Linked DNA regions of Homo sapiens: region 2 is linked to region 1. A link is a loop called in an ENCODE intact Hi-C map of the cell type or tissue named here. Cell type or tissue: Caco-2. All regions are shown on one strand.

Region 1 (8,000 bases):
GCTAAAAGGTATTGGAATCTGCATATTGGACTTTTCTACTTAATCAGTATAGATGGTGGGATGGGTAAGTTTATGTGTTAACTTGACTAGCCTAAGGGATGTCCAGATAGATGGTAAAAAATATTTTTAGATGTGTCCATGAGAGTGTTTTTAGAAAAGATTAACATTTAACTGATAGACTGAGTAGAGAAGATCACACTCACCAATGTGTTTGAGCATCATCCAATCTGTTGAGGACCTGAAAAAGCATAAAACAGCAGAGGAAGGGCAAATTCTCTTTCTCTCTCTGTTTTGAGCTAGGACATCCAACTTTTTCTGCCCTCAGACATCAGAATTCTTCGTTCTCAGACTTTTAGACTCTGAGATTGACACCACTGTGCTTTCCAAGCCCCCAGGACTAGCATTTGGCCCTGGGCTCAGATACCACTGCCCTCTCCAACCCCCAGGACTGGCCTTTGGCCCTAGGCTGAGAATTACACTGTTGGCTCCTCTGGTTCTTAGGCCTTAGGACTCAGACTGAATTACACAATCGCTTTCCCGGTTATCCTACTTGTAGATAGCATATTGTGGGACTTCTCCTCCTTCACAATCACATGAGCCAGTTCTAATAATAAATCTTATCTGATATATCTGTCCATATATTATTGGTTCTGTTTCTCTGGAGAACCCAGGCTAATACAGATGGCAATATGTAATTATGTGATAAATAACATTTTGACATCAGCTTGGATTCTTAAAATATTTTATTTTCCACTTAATAAAATTCAGTTACCTTTTTGGCTTGCTTTCATTTTGCTTAATAATTGCTATTTCATATGTTATTGTTATTCTTAAATTAAAATTATTATTTTTAGTCTTGGTCATTTCTCACTCAAGTTTCAATTGCAGAAGTTATGCCTGTGGCCACCTTTCTCAAATTAATACAGTAATTGTCACTGAGATATTTTCCTTCCTTCTTAGGGATCTATATTTGATTGGTCTACATATTCTAGATCTTACATACTTTAGCTTTAGTGCCAAAATATATTTTATTTTCATTTTGGTAATGTTCATTACTGTCTCATTTTCATGACAATTCACATGAGATTGTCAAATTTAAACTGGCATTCTGTGTCATAACAAAGTTCAGATTTTAAACAAAATTCATTTTGATTATATAGTCTCTTCCCAACTTGACTTTTAGCATAACAGAATCAAGAATAACATTTAGATGTCAGTACGTTTAAATAATATTATAAACGATCTTAAGTTCTTTAATTGACAGAATAAAGCGAATAACAAAATTATACCTATAATGAGATATTGTTTTTTAAAAAACTTGGAGTTGAAAATATTATCTATTTAGTTATTTTATAAAATTCCTTAAAATTCCTAATAATTACTATTAGGTGATCTACATGTATTATGTTGTCAGTGAGCTGAGGACAATGACTTCCATTCTATACAAGGCCTATCCTAAACTAATCTAATGCTTAGTACTATAAGACACCTGAAATTTAATATTCATTAAAATTTCAATATATTTAAAACTATTTAACATATTTTTTCTATTTTTTGTATTCTTAACACACTTTGTGCCATAGGTAATAAATATACTTCATACTTGTGAATATATAACAAAATGCTACTTGATTCATTATTTATGGATTCATTGATCATAAGTTATAGTGTCACTTTAAAAAATATGTATATATACACACACACTGTGGGTTTTTTTGTTTTGATGATCAGAGCTCACTGCAGCCTCAAACTCCCGGGCTCAAAGGATCCTCCCATTTCAGCATCCCAAGTAGCTAGGACTATAGGCACATGCCACCACATGCCTGGCTAACGGTTTTATTTTTTGTAGAAACAGGATCTCACTATGTTGTCTAGGCTGGTCTTGAACTCCTGACTTCAAGTGGTCTTTCTGCTATGTTGAGGTCATGTTAAATGCTTCTGTTGTTATATACTATTTATTATTTCTGATTATGGTTTGTGTTTATCATATTAATTGATCTCTTTATCAGTGGAGCTATAGCTTCAATAAATTTAATAATTTTATATCAATGCATAATTCCAGTGTGCCTATGTATTACCCAAGATTTTGTCTTGCCTTAAACTTTTTTTGAAACTTTTACTTTTGATATAATTTTACACTTGCAATTTGGAGGAATATACAAAGAACTTTATATTCTTCCTCATATTTATCTACTGTTGCCATTTTTCTTATTTATTACTTCCTCACTCAGATTCTTTTACTCCATATACATACATAGTTTAATTTCTTGTTTTTGCTAAATAATTTGTGAGTAATTTGACATTGTAACACTTTATTTAAGTACTTCCATTACTAACTAATCATCAACTTATATTCAAATATTGTTCATTGTTTTAATAATATTCTCCATAGCTTTTAAAATTTCTGGTCCATGATTTAAACCAGAAATATATATTACAGTTACTCATCAAGAGTTTTAACATGGGAGGTCATGGTGGCTCACGACTGTTTTCCCAGCACTTTGGGAAGCCAAGGTGGGTGGATCACCTGAGGTCAAGGATTTGAGACATGCCTGGCCAACATGGAAAAACCCTGTCTCTACTAAAAATACCAAAAAAAAAAAAAAATTAGCCAGGTGGGCTGACATGTGCCTGTAATCCCAGCTACTTGGGAGACTGAGGCACAAGAATGCTTGAGCCCTGGAGGCCGAGGTTGCCGTGAGCCGAGATCGCCCACTGCACTCCAACCTGGGCAAAAGAGTGAGGCTCCGTCTCAAAAAAAAAAAAAAAAAAAAGCGTCTTAATGTTTTCTTTATTTAGAAATGGTTTCTCAGCCCCTATTTGACATTCATGATCTTTATAGTTTTGAGGAGCTCACGCAAGGTAGTGTTTTAATGTTGCAATATTTATTATTATATGTTTTTGTATTAATAATGTTTCTTTCAGATTTTAAATATTTTATAAGCCTTTAGAAAGCACCTAGACATCAGATATTATGCCAGTAATGTTAAATGTATTTAAAACAAAAATCCTAGGGAAAATACCAAGCTTATTTATTCATTAGGTAAACAAATCCTTAACACATGACTATATCACTTTAATTTTCATAAAAAGTTTTATTCTCCTGTTTTAAGTATAATTGTCTTAAGTGTTTCTTCTACCTACATTGAGCACTACATCAGATGATGTAATAATTTTTGCTTCAACCATCAAATGTGATATAAAAAAAACTCATGAGATGAAGGATATTTTGTTGTTCTTTCATTTTTTAACCCATCTTATTCTTTTCTTTTCTGAAGTTCCAAGCCTTCTTCTATCATTTCCTCTCTGTTAAGAGAAATCTTTCACCTATTCTTCAAGACAAGCTACGTTAAAGTAAGTTAACGCAGGAACAGAAAACCAAATATGGCAAGTTTTCACTTGTATGTGAGAGCTAAATAATGAGAACACAAGGACCCATAGAGGGGAACAACACACACTGGGGCCTATCAAAGGATGGAGGGTAGGGGGAGGGAAAGGGAGAAGGGAGCGGATCAGGAAAAATAACTAATGGGTACCAGGCTTACCATGAATGATGAAATAATCTGTACAACAAACCCCCATGAGACAAGTTTACCTATGCAACAAACTTGCACATGTACCCCTGAACTTAAAAGCTTTAAAAAAAGTTCCAATGAAGACCAGATCTGAAGAATCCCTGAGAAGGCAAAGCCAATTAGGTCACGCAAGTGACTTTAACCTTGCTTGATTTGCAAGTTATTTCTTGTAAATACCTATATTAAAGAAAAACAGAACTTAAGCTTAAACAATCTGAAGCAGCCAACAAACATAATTAGACAACAAGGGATTTTCCAACAGCATAGGCCAAATAAGACAACTGTATAACCGTAACTAATCAAATAGTTTCTTTTCTTGACTTGTATGTTCATCCTATAAAAGCCTTCCCTTTGCATTTCCTCAGTGGAGCTCCCAAACTTTTGGTTTGGAGGTTTCCAGTTCATGAGTTATTGTTTACTCACATAAACTTTAAAACATTACTATGCCTCAGTTTCCCTTTTAACAGTTTGCTAGCAACAAACTGTTTTCCTTTAAGCCTATCTGTTTCCCTTTAGTTATTGATAGATTTCACCTGATACAGAGTTTATGGTTGGCTTGTCTTTTCTTTCAGTAATTGAAAATGTTATACCACTTCAATCTGGCTCAGCTTCCAGTTAGGCCTGGCAGACACTAGGGACAGGGAAAGGAGAAGCTGACAGTGCCAATCAGTTCCGCCTTCTACGTTGTTCCCTCCTGGATGCCGTATAGGTGTGGAGACTCTGTTTCCTTCTGATTCTAATGATAGGAACGGGTGCTGGGAGTGAAGTAGAGTGGTAACTAACCCTGCTTTGCCTCCCTCATTAAGTCTCATGGCTGTTGAGTGGCGGTGGGGCTTCAGCTGGCTCCTGGACTCGGTTCACACCATCTTGGGGGAAGAATTAGAGCGCCACCTGCTGCCCCTTTTGTCTGTAGGATGGAAAATTGGCTCACTGCAAAGTCCAGCCAGCACCAGACATTGGTGTGATTGGAACGCTGCCTCCTGTTTTCACAGTCCAGGAGCAGGTTTGAAGACGAATTCCTTGCTAGGCCTTGCTGAAACCACTGAGGGCATCAGGGGAGGGGCAGATGCAGGGGTGGGGTGCCATTTTACTGTTGGTGTTTGGTTGGAGTATGGTGAGTTTACTGCCCAAAACGTTTACTATTGTGAAGCCACATTTTTCCTGGTCCTTAAAATAGGGCAAACTAAAGATTTCATGCCCATTGATGGTTCAGGACAACCAAGCTTCTCCAGAGACCTGTCTGGGACAAGGAAGCATTTGAATACAGTCTGTGTTGTATGAGTGGCAGTGGGGTAGGGAAAAGGTCAGACAGGAGAAGAGCAGTTTGGTTTTCACCACAAAAAGCTTGTTGTCCACAGAGCAGTGGTGATGTTATGGTGTGGAAGTGTGGATGGGTAAACTACAAATTCAATACAAATGAGAAGGCAGAATGGAGATAAACATATTTGTCTCTTTCTCTGAGAGTTTTATGAGGTAAACACTGTATTATGTTTTTTTTTCAAAATCATTTCCTTTCATTATGTATAAATGTTCGCCTAAATATGAGACCATTAGAACACATTTGGCATCTTAGAAGGAATGGGAAAGATAGATAATATAAAATGAGCTACTAGGCAATACATTTAAGTGGTTTGTTTTTTACAAAACTGTCCCAAAAAGGAGACAAGGTGTCTGACAGCTAGTCTTTTAAGTGTCTTTCTCTACAAAACATATCTGAACATCCAAATATGGAAGAGAGGAAATTGGGTACCTCAAAATGACTCTTTTAAGAGCTTTTCTCTGGCTCCCAAAGAGATTTGTTTGTTTTCAGAAGATTTATTCTGTTATTATCACATCTGAAATGTGCTAGAAAGAAAGACTTTTGTTAGCTCAGAACAATAGTAAATCAGCTATCCTAAGTGCATTTCTGTCTTAAAGGTTTATTTTGTTTTGTTATAATTGAGATGAGTCAAGGAGACAATGGTATGGAAACACTTTTGATTCTGCATTGGGACAAAGGTCAGTAACTCAAGGCCCCAGTGTCCTTGGAGTAAAAACATTTTATAAATATCTATTGGTGGGAAATGCTGCTCTAGTGAGGATTACAGCACACCTCTAAGAGCCTGGTGGCTACCAAAATGTTAGAAAGAGCAAGTGTCTTAGGAAATACATTTTGTATTCTATTTTTTGAGTACACTGGACAAGCTAAATATAGAGTAGAAATTGCTGTTTAGCTGAGATAATCTGCTTAATGCATTCTGAGAGAGTTCGAATTTTTTTTTTTTTTTAACAGAATGACTGCCAACTTTTATTCTGCATTAGATGGAGTTTTTGTCAGGCACTCATCCACCTCACACAGTTATAAAGTATCAGGCTCTCAGGTTAATTTTTACCATTCCAAATATTTGTACAGAAAATCGTTATTGTAGATGAGCAGATTTCGACTCCCAACAGTATGACTTATGATTACATTGTGTTTGGTAAAATGCGTAACCTTACTTAGGCCCAGTTTTAAAAAATCTCATTTATAATTGTTACATCATTATTATGTATATTTATGAGGCACAATGTAATGTTTTACACATATGTAAATTGTGTAATTATCAAATCAAGGTAAGTAGTATATCCATCGCCTTAAATATTTATCATTTCTTTGTTGTGAGGACACTCAAAAACCTCTCTTCAGGCTATTTTGAAACATACGTTTTTATTAACTCTAGTCATCCTACCATGCAATACTAGAAATTATTCCCCCAACTAGCTCTTTAGCTGTTGACCATGTCCCTCTCCTCTCCCCATCTTCTTGTAACCACCATTCTACTCTACTTCTACAAGAACAACATTTTAGATTTGACATATAAGTGAGATCATGTAGAATTTATCTTTCAGTGGCCTATTTCAGTCAGCATAATGTTCTCCAGGTCCCTCTATATTGCTGAAAATCGCAGAATTTTTATTCTCTTTTATGGCAGAATAGTATTCCATTGTCTATATATACTACATTTTCTTTATCCATTCGTCCATTGATGAACATCTAATTTAACCATACATTGGCTACTGTGAATAGTGCTGCAATAAACAGGAGCGCAGACATCTCTTCAACATACTGATTTCATTTCCTTTGGATATACTCAGTAGTAGGATTGCTGGATCATATGATAGTTCTATCTTTAATGTTTTGAAGAATTTCCACACTGTTTTCCACAATGGCTGTACTAATTTACATTCCCAACAGTAGTATATAAGGACTGACTTTTCTCCACATTCTCACCATCATTTGTTATCTTTTAATTTTTTTATTGTAGCCATTCAGACTTGATGAAAGTGATATCTCATTGTAGTTTGATTTGCATTTTACAGTATTTTTGTCTACATTTTCTTTTGTTGCCCGTGCTTTTGAAGTTTTATCCAAAAAATCCTCACCTAGACTGATGTCATGGAGCTTTTGCCATATGCTTTCTTCCAGTGGTTATGTTGTTTGGGGTATTTACATCCTTAATCAACTTTGAGTTAATTTTGGTATATAGTGAGACATGAGAATCTAGTTTCATTCTTCTGCATGTGGATATCAAGTTTTCCAGCACCATATATTGAAGAGGATATCTTTTATCCATTATGTGTACTGGTACCTTTGTCAAAAATAAGTTGGCAGTAGATGTGTGGGTTTATTTCTGGGATTTCTATTCTATTTCATTGGTATATGTGTCTGTTTTAATGATAGTTCCATGCCTTTTTTCTTAATATGATTGTATTATGTTTTGACGTCAGGTAGTATAATCCCTCAAGTTTTATTGGTTTTGCTCAAGATTCCTTTGCATATATAGGGTCTTTTGTGATTCCATATAAATTTTAGTTTTTTTTTATATTTATGTGAAGAATGTCATTGATATTTTGATAGACATTGTATTGAATCTGTAAATTACTTTGGGTAGCATGAATATCTTAAATTTATTCTTAAAAATCTATAAACATATCTTTTCATTTTTGTGTCTTTTTTAATTTTTTCATTAATATTTTATAGTTTTCACTGTAAAAGTCTTTCACCTCTTTGTTATATTTATTCCTAGATATTTCATTTTTTGTAGCTCTTGTAAAAGGGACTGCTTTCTTGATTTTTTTCAGATAATTTGCTCTTGGCATTTAGAAATACTAGTGATTTTTGTTTCTCAATTTTTTATCCTTCAACTTTACTGAATGGGTTTCTTAGTTCTAATAAATTTTTGGTGGAGTCTTTGGGGTTTTCTGTATATAATATTAGGTCATCTGCAAACAGCAGTAACTTGACTTCCTCCTTTCTAATTTGGATGCCCTTTGTTCCTTTCTCTTGCCTGATTTTTCTGGCTAGGTTAGTCTTGTTTTAAAAAATCCACATAATAAAGGTAATATTGCCTATTCAACAGGGTACGTTTAATATAATGTTTACCTTTGAGATAAAATATAGTGTGT
Region 2 (8,000 bases), 270 kb before region 1:
TTCCTAGGCAGTGAGTGAGGGTTTCTGAAGAGACCCCAACTTAGGGTACAATTTAGGGTCTGATAGTTGTTTTTTTTTAATCTTTGTTCCATGGCTTTAAAGTTAAAGACTCCAAAAATATTTTATTCCTTTTGAACTTAAACAAACATGAAATTATGATTAACAAAACAGAAAAAAGTACTATAATAAGGATAAAGGTAAGGCGGTAAGTTAGAACAGGAAATGGAACTACTAAATCGAGCAAATGTAATTAAAAAATAATACAGGAGATAGACAATTGTGCTAAGTTAAATAGTGGGTTTTATTTGATAAACAGAAAAGTGAAATAAACATGACAGATTGAAAGAATATTGTAAATCAATGTTTTGAGTGATGGATCGTCATATGTGTCTATTTTTTGGAACATGGAGTCATCCAGAATAATTAGAGGGTCATGAGTTTAGAGGAAAGTATTGAGATAGGAGTCTGAAGTAGCAGAATGGACTTAGTAGACTATACACGAGCTTGCATTGAAAGGCACTAAGACACAATACATTAAAGCCACTAGAGGGAGGCCTAGGCGGGCGGATAACGAGGTCAAGAGCTCCAGACCATCCTGGCTAACACGGTGAAACCCCGTCTCTACTAAAAATACAAAAAATTAGCCGGGCGTGGTGGCGGGCGTCTGTAGTCCCAGCTACTCGGGAGGCTGAGGCAGGAGAATGGCGTGAACCCGGGAGGCGGAGCTTGCAGTGAGCGAAATCGCTCCACTGCACTCCAGCCTGGATGACAGAGCGAGACTCCGTCTAAAAAAAAAAAAAAAGCCACTAGAGATGTATGTCGAATTATGCAAATATTATGAATATGAGGAAGAGAAAGGAGGATTTACTCATGTGAAAACATTAAGGAAGTAAATTCTGTCCAATACAAAGGCAAAGAGACCTCATAAAGGACTTGTGAAACTAAGGTATAAAAACTTATGTATTTTGTTAGAGTGAGACTTTGCCCCAAACTTCCTAGGCTCAAAGTCAGCTCCAATATATCCCAGCTGTCAAGATCTTAAGTAAGTTAGGTAACATCACTAGCCTGTGTTTTTTCATCTTTAAAATGGGTTAAAGATAATAATACTTCATAGATTATTGTGAGGTTTCAAAACAGAATCAACACAAATAAAACAGGAATATTTCTGATACATAGAATGTGATTCATAAATATTAATTAGTATTTTTATTTTGATTATCATTGTTGCTGCTGCTGTTGTCATAACCTCATTCTAAGGAAGAGGGCAACAATGTCCCTTCTCTGTATTAGTGATCCACATTCATTTAAACCTCTTTGTACACCTCTTCTATTATATTTATAACTTACTATAATACTTTTTGCAATTTTATCTCATCACTTCAAGTCACCTGCTATTAATGCAGAGCACACTGATACAATGAGAATAATACCTATTTACTCATAAAGTTATAAAGATGCTCATTTAAAAATATTTTTATCTAGTCAGTTTTCTTCAATCAGAGTTCACTGTTGCTTGACATCCTAAAACCTAAGGAAATTCTCTGGAGTTTCTTTCCATATTGAATATAAAGCTCTTATTTATTTAATTCAAACTCAGTTTATGCTCAAATATGCTTTAATAATAGACCTATGTAATTTTTCCCAAATTTAATTCTCCTTCATTTCTCTAGTATATTTAAATGAAACAAAACTTTTAGGGACTAGCTTAAATAAACAAACTTTCTCAAAGCTATTTATCATAAATGTGTTGAACAAATAAAAATCTTTGCTCTGGTTGAAATGCACTGTGGTAATCAGGATAACGTTAAACATGACTGTCACAATCACATTTAGATGACCTATCTTTGTTTTCTCTTCCCGTACTCCCTCTCTCTCAGATTATCCACATGAAAGCTTTCTTTGTATTCCAGTTAATCTTTTCCCCACCTGAATCGAAAATGCTACGTCTCCCATCACAACTGGCTTTTGAAAATAATAATAATAAAGTTACAAAGAAAGGATTAGGATAATAGGCTGAGAAAAAGAAACACACAGAAGAACCAGCAAGAATTAAAACTCCTGTTTATATTTGTGTGTTGGCAATAACAATCAGGAGACCAGCAAAAAAATAGATAGGAAACAGTTTAAGCAGAACACAGATAAATAAATAGAATGTTTTGAAAATTATATCCACATTGAATGCATTTGGAAATTTTCTATGGTGTGCCAACTTCTTTATAAAATATATATATATATATTTAGATTTTCCTCTTAGAATTTAATCACATTAAATTTATCCACCCTTCAGGGAATATTTTATACATTTAAAGTTTGCCATTGGAGTAATAAATAAAAGACATGTTAGATTCTCTACTCTATTTTTTAAAATGTATTCATTATGTCTTTTATTTATTGTTTATGACATGAAAACTACAAAAGTTGCATTCACGGAATTGTCTCACTTACATTAAAATTAATCAAATTCGGTAACAATTTTGTTCAGTTTTCATTGTGGGGGAAAATTTCCTGTATGTAAATGATGGTTTAATATAAATAAATGGGTAGAATATAATGGCATAAACATTATTTTTTGAAAGAGTTTTTGTTGAGTACGGAAGTGTTAAACTTATCCTGATTGGCTTTCAGTGGACATGGACAATTTTATTCAGAATCCAAACACTAAAACATTCCAAAATGGGTCAGAATTTTTACTGATATTGGAATCTCTCTATATATATCAGATGAGCAAATGAAAAATAGAATAGAATAAAATAGATGACTGTAGATCACAAACAAATGTAATATTAGGTGACAAAAATATCCTTTCCAGGGAAAGATACCATGTTTAACAAAACTTTTGAATTATAATATACATGTATGTGCTATTAGCCTTACTCCATTTGTACACACACATGTGCACACATACACATACATGCACACACACACATATCTGGCACAGATAGGAACTGGTTTAGAGGCAAGTAATTAGGAGTAAGAATAAATGTATGCTGCCTAACTATAGAAGATTTTACTGTGCTGTCCAATGGGATATATAATTGAGATAAGCATCCACTAAAAATTTTATAAGCTGTCTAAAAAAACTGCGTAATTTTGACTGGGGGGTCATTTCATGGGATGCATATGTATGTATATTTATCAAATTATATACTATAAATATTGGCATTTTATTAAGGTCTTTCTTAATAAAGCCCTTTTTTAAAAGAGTGAACAAAATAATGTCTAACAATGAACTTTATTCCAAGCTTGCCTAGTTATCAATCCAGTGGGAATAAATTCTGGTAAGCTCTTTCTCCATTTTATATAAAATGGCAGAAAGGGGGCAGATAAATTGGATTATAAACACATTTTAAGGAAATATTTCACTTGTTTTTAAGATGACTAATAATCTGCTAATTGGTTTTACTCTAAGGTGAGCAAATCATTTAATTAGTTAATTAATTCACACATTTATTTCACTTACAGATTCCTATCCTATGAGTGTTTATAAAGTAATAAATTGTTGTTTGTAGTTAGGTTGCCAAATCTTAGACTAGAAAAGTAAAAACTTAACCATGTTTAACCACATGGGACCCTAAGTATCAGGAATGGACAGGCTGAACCCCAACAGTAAGATGTTCAGAGAAGTAGTGAAAAATGAAAGAGTGGCCTAAACAGAAAATAATTTTAGAGTTTTATCTAAATCAGTCATGACTTCTGCTCCAGGTTAAGCTTACCTAATTTTACTCTAAAAGCCATATGATTAAGTGTGCCCAACAATAAAAGCAGAGTTTAGTCAAAAGGATTATTCCGCTATTCCATAACTGTATATCAAGTTAATGACAAATAAAATTCATTTGTTACATGCACTACTTTCCTTCCACCAGGCAAGGGAGACAGCATGGTGTAGAGGCTAAGAATGCAGTGACTGGAGCCAATTAGGCTGGGTTGGAAACCTGTATCATTGCTTACTAACTGGGTAAACTTGGGCAGGTCACTCAGCATCTCTGATAATAATATTGACTTAAGCCTAGGATTGTTACAAGAATAAATTGGTTAATATGTGTAAAGATCTTAGTACTAGACTCAGAATAAGTATCATATAAATATTACTGTTAATTATCACCATGAAAGCACAAGGCTTACTGAGATTATATGATTAACTTACTCTGCAGTGGAGAGGAGGAGGGTAAACAGAAGGAGATTTGACCAACAGCTGCTGCCAAGCTTTATGACTCGGAGGAGATAAGGGTTGTAGATGTATTTATTATCTTCTGTGGAAAGAAAAATGATCTTCTGTGGCAAAATTCAATCAAATCTACATTATCTAATTGAAGCACATCCAAGGGACACATTTTGTTTTTAATAGAAACATTAATCTGAAAGCAGGCTTAATTTTTTAAATCAAAAGAGATTTGTAACAGGGATATGGCAAACAAAATTTATTTTCCTTATGGAATGTAAAAATAGTGTACTGTAAAATAATCTTATTTTGATTTGCACTATAGCAAAAGACAACAAATGCAATTTGCTAATTCCATTTTTCCTCTAACACTAAAATAGGTAATCATAAATTGTATAGTATTGAATTTGGCCAAGGTCGGTCAAAGCTCACATAGTCTTCTGATATTTTAATTTCCTAGGTGAAATGGTAAGTTTTCCTTTTTTAGAAAAATATATCTCCCATGACTCTCTATTTGGTAAAAGTTTATATATTTCTTATTATATATTTATCTTATAAATAATGAATAATACACCCATATCTCTAACATAGGGGGCTGATTTTAACTAAAACTTCTTTCAGAACTCAACTAAATTATTTTGGAACTAAAGACTGTTCAAATTTCAATTTATATTTGTTTGATTTATTCATTTTATTCAACTATTACTCACATCATACCCAAATTGGTATTTTCTGAAGTAGTCACATTTCCAACAAATGAAATCTACTTCATGGCAAACGATTTTTATCATAGGCTGAAATCATAAATACATTTGGTAAAGAAACAAATTACGAAGAAAACTTGCAATTTCACTATCAAACAAAAAAAAATCTAACATATAGGCTCCTGTCAATATTTTTCTTTCATATCACACTGAAGTTTATTGTTTTGTTTAAAGCAGACATGCTAATTAAAAAATATTTTCTAACATAACAGTTTTACATTTTCAGAGAAGAATTACTTTATGACCAAAATTGTAGAGGTATGATTAACCTTAAAACATTTTAATACATATAAATGAATATTTTACACTTTGTATAAACCAATTTGAAAGTAGCATTGAAAAGCTTTTTGTTGTAATTTTTAGTTGAGGTATAATTTATATAATGTAAAATGCACAGAACTTAAGTGTTCACATTCACGAGGTTTGACAACTGTATTCCTCCAAATAGCTACCAACCAACACAAAATATAGAATATTTCCATCACCCAAAATGTTTCATCATTCCTCTTACCAGTCAATCTGAAGTACCACTCTCAGTGGTAGCTCCTTTATCTCAATATAATGTTTTTAAGATTTGTTCATTTTTTTGCCTGTATCAATAACTCATTTGTATTTCTGGATAGTATTCCATTGCAGGATATGTAACAATTTGATCTTTATTAATCTGTTGATGAACATTTGAGTTGCTCACAGTGTGCAGCTATTATGAATTAGGGTGCTAGAAATTTTCCTGTATAAGACTGTGGAAACCCATTTTGTTATTTTCATTTTTAAAATGCCTAGATTATGTTGTAACTGTAAATTAATATTAAGAATGAGTTAAACAATTATTAAAGTGCTACTATTTAACAATTCTACCAGCAGTGTGTGGGAGATGCAGTTTCACATTCTTGCCAGCACATTTTATTGTCAATTTGAAACATATATCAATATAATTAATTTTAGTATAAAAATAAATAATCTAAAATACTTAAAAATCAACCAAAATTTTGTAGAGTTAATTCTCATTATATGTAGCTTTAAAATATATTTTCAAGTAATATTATTATTAACCCTTATATATTAGTATTTTAATAATATCTTAGTATTAGCTAAACATTATTCTTTCTTCTCCTCAAAAGCTTTATTCATTAGAGGATATGATGCTCATCTTGAATTAAATTTTGGCAATTTTCACCATGTCTTTTTCTATCAAAAATATTTTACATTTGGTTATTTATTACATCTATTAATAATGAATAGATAATTGAATAATAAATGCAATCATTAGCTTACATTAGATACAGGAGATTCATGATAGTGCTGCTTAAATATTTCTCAAGAAATTAAAATTAAACTGCATCTTAATTATATTATATAATAATATTATTTCAGAATATTACAAGTAAATTTTTAGAGATCAAGTCATACAGCTGGATATTTAGGATCCTAAACATACTTTCATTGTTAAAGATATTCTTCAATATTATTAGAGGGTCAATTTGATTAAATAATAATTAAGGCATATCGTGTGTAATATCTATTTGAGCTGATCTCAATTACTTCACCACTATTATACATGCAATAGGAGAAATAAACACCACATGTGTCTTTCTGTAAGTGGCAGGAAAGGGGAAAAATATGAAATAAGATGAACAGAGGCTTAAGAAGCCTATTATTATTTACAAACCAAGCTTTTGTGTCTAACATAGGATTATTAGTCAATTTAGAGCTGGCCAAAAACTTGAAATAGATATAAAAATGTCCTCTTTGTTATTTTAAAAGCAATGCACCCCTCCAAAATAATCTCTTTTCCATTTTAATATTCTTACGTTTTAAAGATTAAAGTAGTATTTGTCCTGCTCCCCACCATCAGATTGGCCTCTCCCATGGGTATACTATCTAATTCTACCTTTTTCTCCATCAAATTTGTACTCTACCTTTAGGATTCATCTCCTTAAGCCACATATCTTACGTTAATCCTTCCCCAAAGTAAGGTTCCATCTCTCTCCTCTAAATGTGTATAACATACCTTTCTATAATATATTTAATTCATTTTGCTGCCTTTTAGTATTTACCATCAATTTATTTATATTTACCTTGTTACCCCATATTTTTTGTTATTCTCTTTGTATGCCTTGTAGTAATTAGCTCAGGGCCTTACATGTGTGGGTAAAAACACACTCATTTTGTTAAGAAAATATAGACCAATTAAACCCACTTTTGCTCTGAAAAGACAAAACAGAAACATTCCTTGAGAGACATGTTAAAACCAGCTTTGGGCATGTCTATATGTAGAAAATAGAGAGCCAGAAGAAAAAGATTTAAAGGGCAGATGAAAGTGCAAATGATATTTAGACGATTGCCAGAATGAAACTTGAAAAACTGACAAGTTCTAATGGAGAATTTTGCTAAAACAAGAGTTCTGTAATAATCAGACGTACTCGAAATATAGAACAGGTAGTCTCACTGTACTAAAAACAATTGGAATTCAGGGGACACTTTTTAAAAATTAAAACCACTTAACAATGAGAACACATGGACACAGGAAGGGGAACATCACACTCTGGGGACTGTTGTGCGGTGGGGGGAGGGGGGAGGGATAACATTAGGAGTTACACCTAATGCTAAATGACAAGTTAATGGGTGCAGTACACCAACATGGCACATGTATACATATGTAACAAACCTGCACATTGTGCACATGTACCCTAAAACTTAAAGTATAATAATAATAAAATAAAATAAAAATAAAAAAATAAACACATTCAATAAAGCCAAGTGAAATCTTTGGCTCACAGTAAAAAAAAAAAAAAAAAATTAAAACCACTAAAGAAAACAATTATAAATTGAATTGACGTTTCTGAGTTAAAATTTTCAGGTTAGCATTATTGTGCTGCCTAGATTTCTTAATTCTCGTTAAGGAAGAAAATTGTTCTCAAACTACTCTCCAGATCTGAGGACATTTATTTATATGTAGGATTGTCATATAAATTTAGACCACATGAGGACCTCTAAATATGATTTAGCTATCTCAAGGAATCAGTAGATAATTATTCTATATCAGCCAATATCCATGTTCTAAACATATAAAGAGA

The links. A loop is a pair of places that touch in the nucleus more often than their neighbours do. Peaks named below come from ENCODE experiments on the same cell type or tissue, not always from the same donor. Only the 100,000 strongest peaks of a DNase experiment are listed, where the experiment ranks them.
Region 2: it touches region 1 in a loop (5-fold over the local background); 11 of 110 quality-filtered maps call a loop at or near these places.

Annotation. Positions count from the first base shown.
Region 1 is chr6:103,118,740-103,126,739 of GRCh38, forward strand. No RefSeq gene overlaps it. Among named protein-coding and RNA genes, the nearest start is that of GRIK2, 1.7 Mb to the left of the region's middle. In Caco-2, a CTCF peak has its summit at 4,441 (motif pointing left); a DNase peak (open chromatin) is centred at 4,452.
Region 2 is chr6:102,849,536-102,857,535 of GRCh38, forward strand. No RefSeq gene overlaps it. Among named protein-coding and RNA genes, the nearest start is that of GRIK2, 1.5 Mb to the left of the region's middle. In Caco-2, no CTCF peak of the experiment used is centred here; DNase peaks (open chromatin) are centred at 566, 3,916 and 4,186.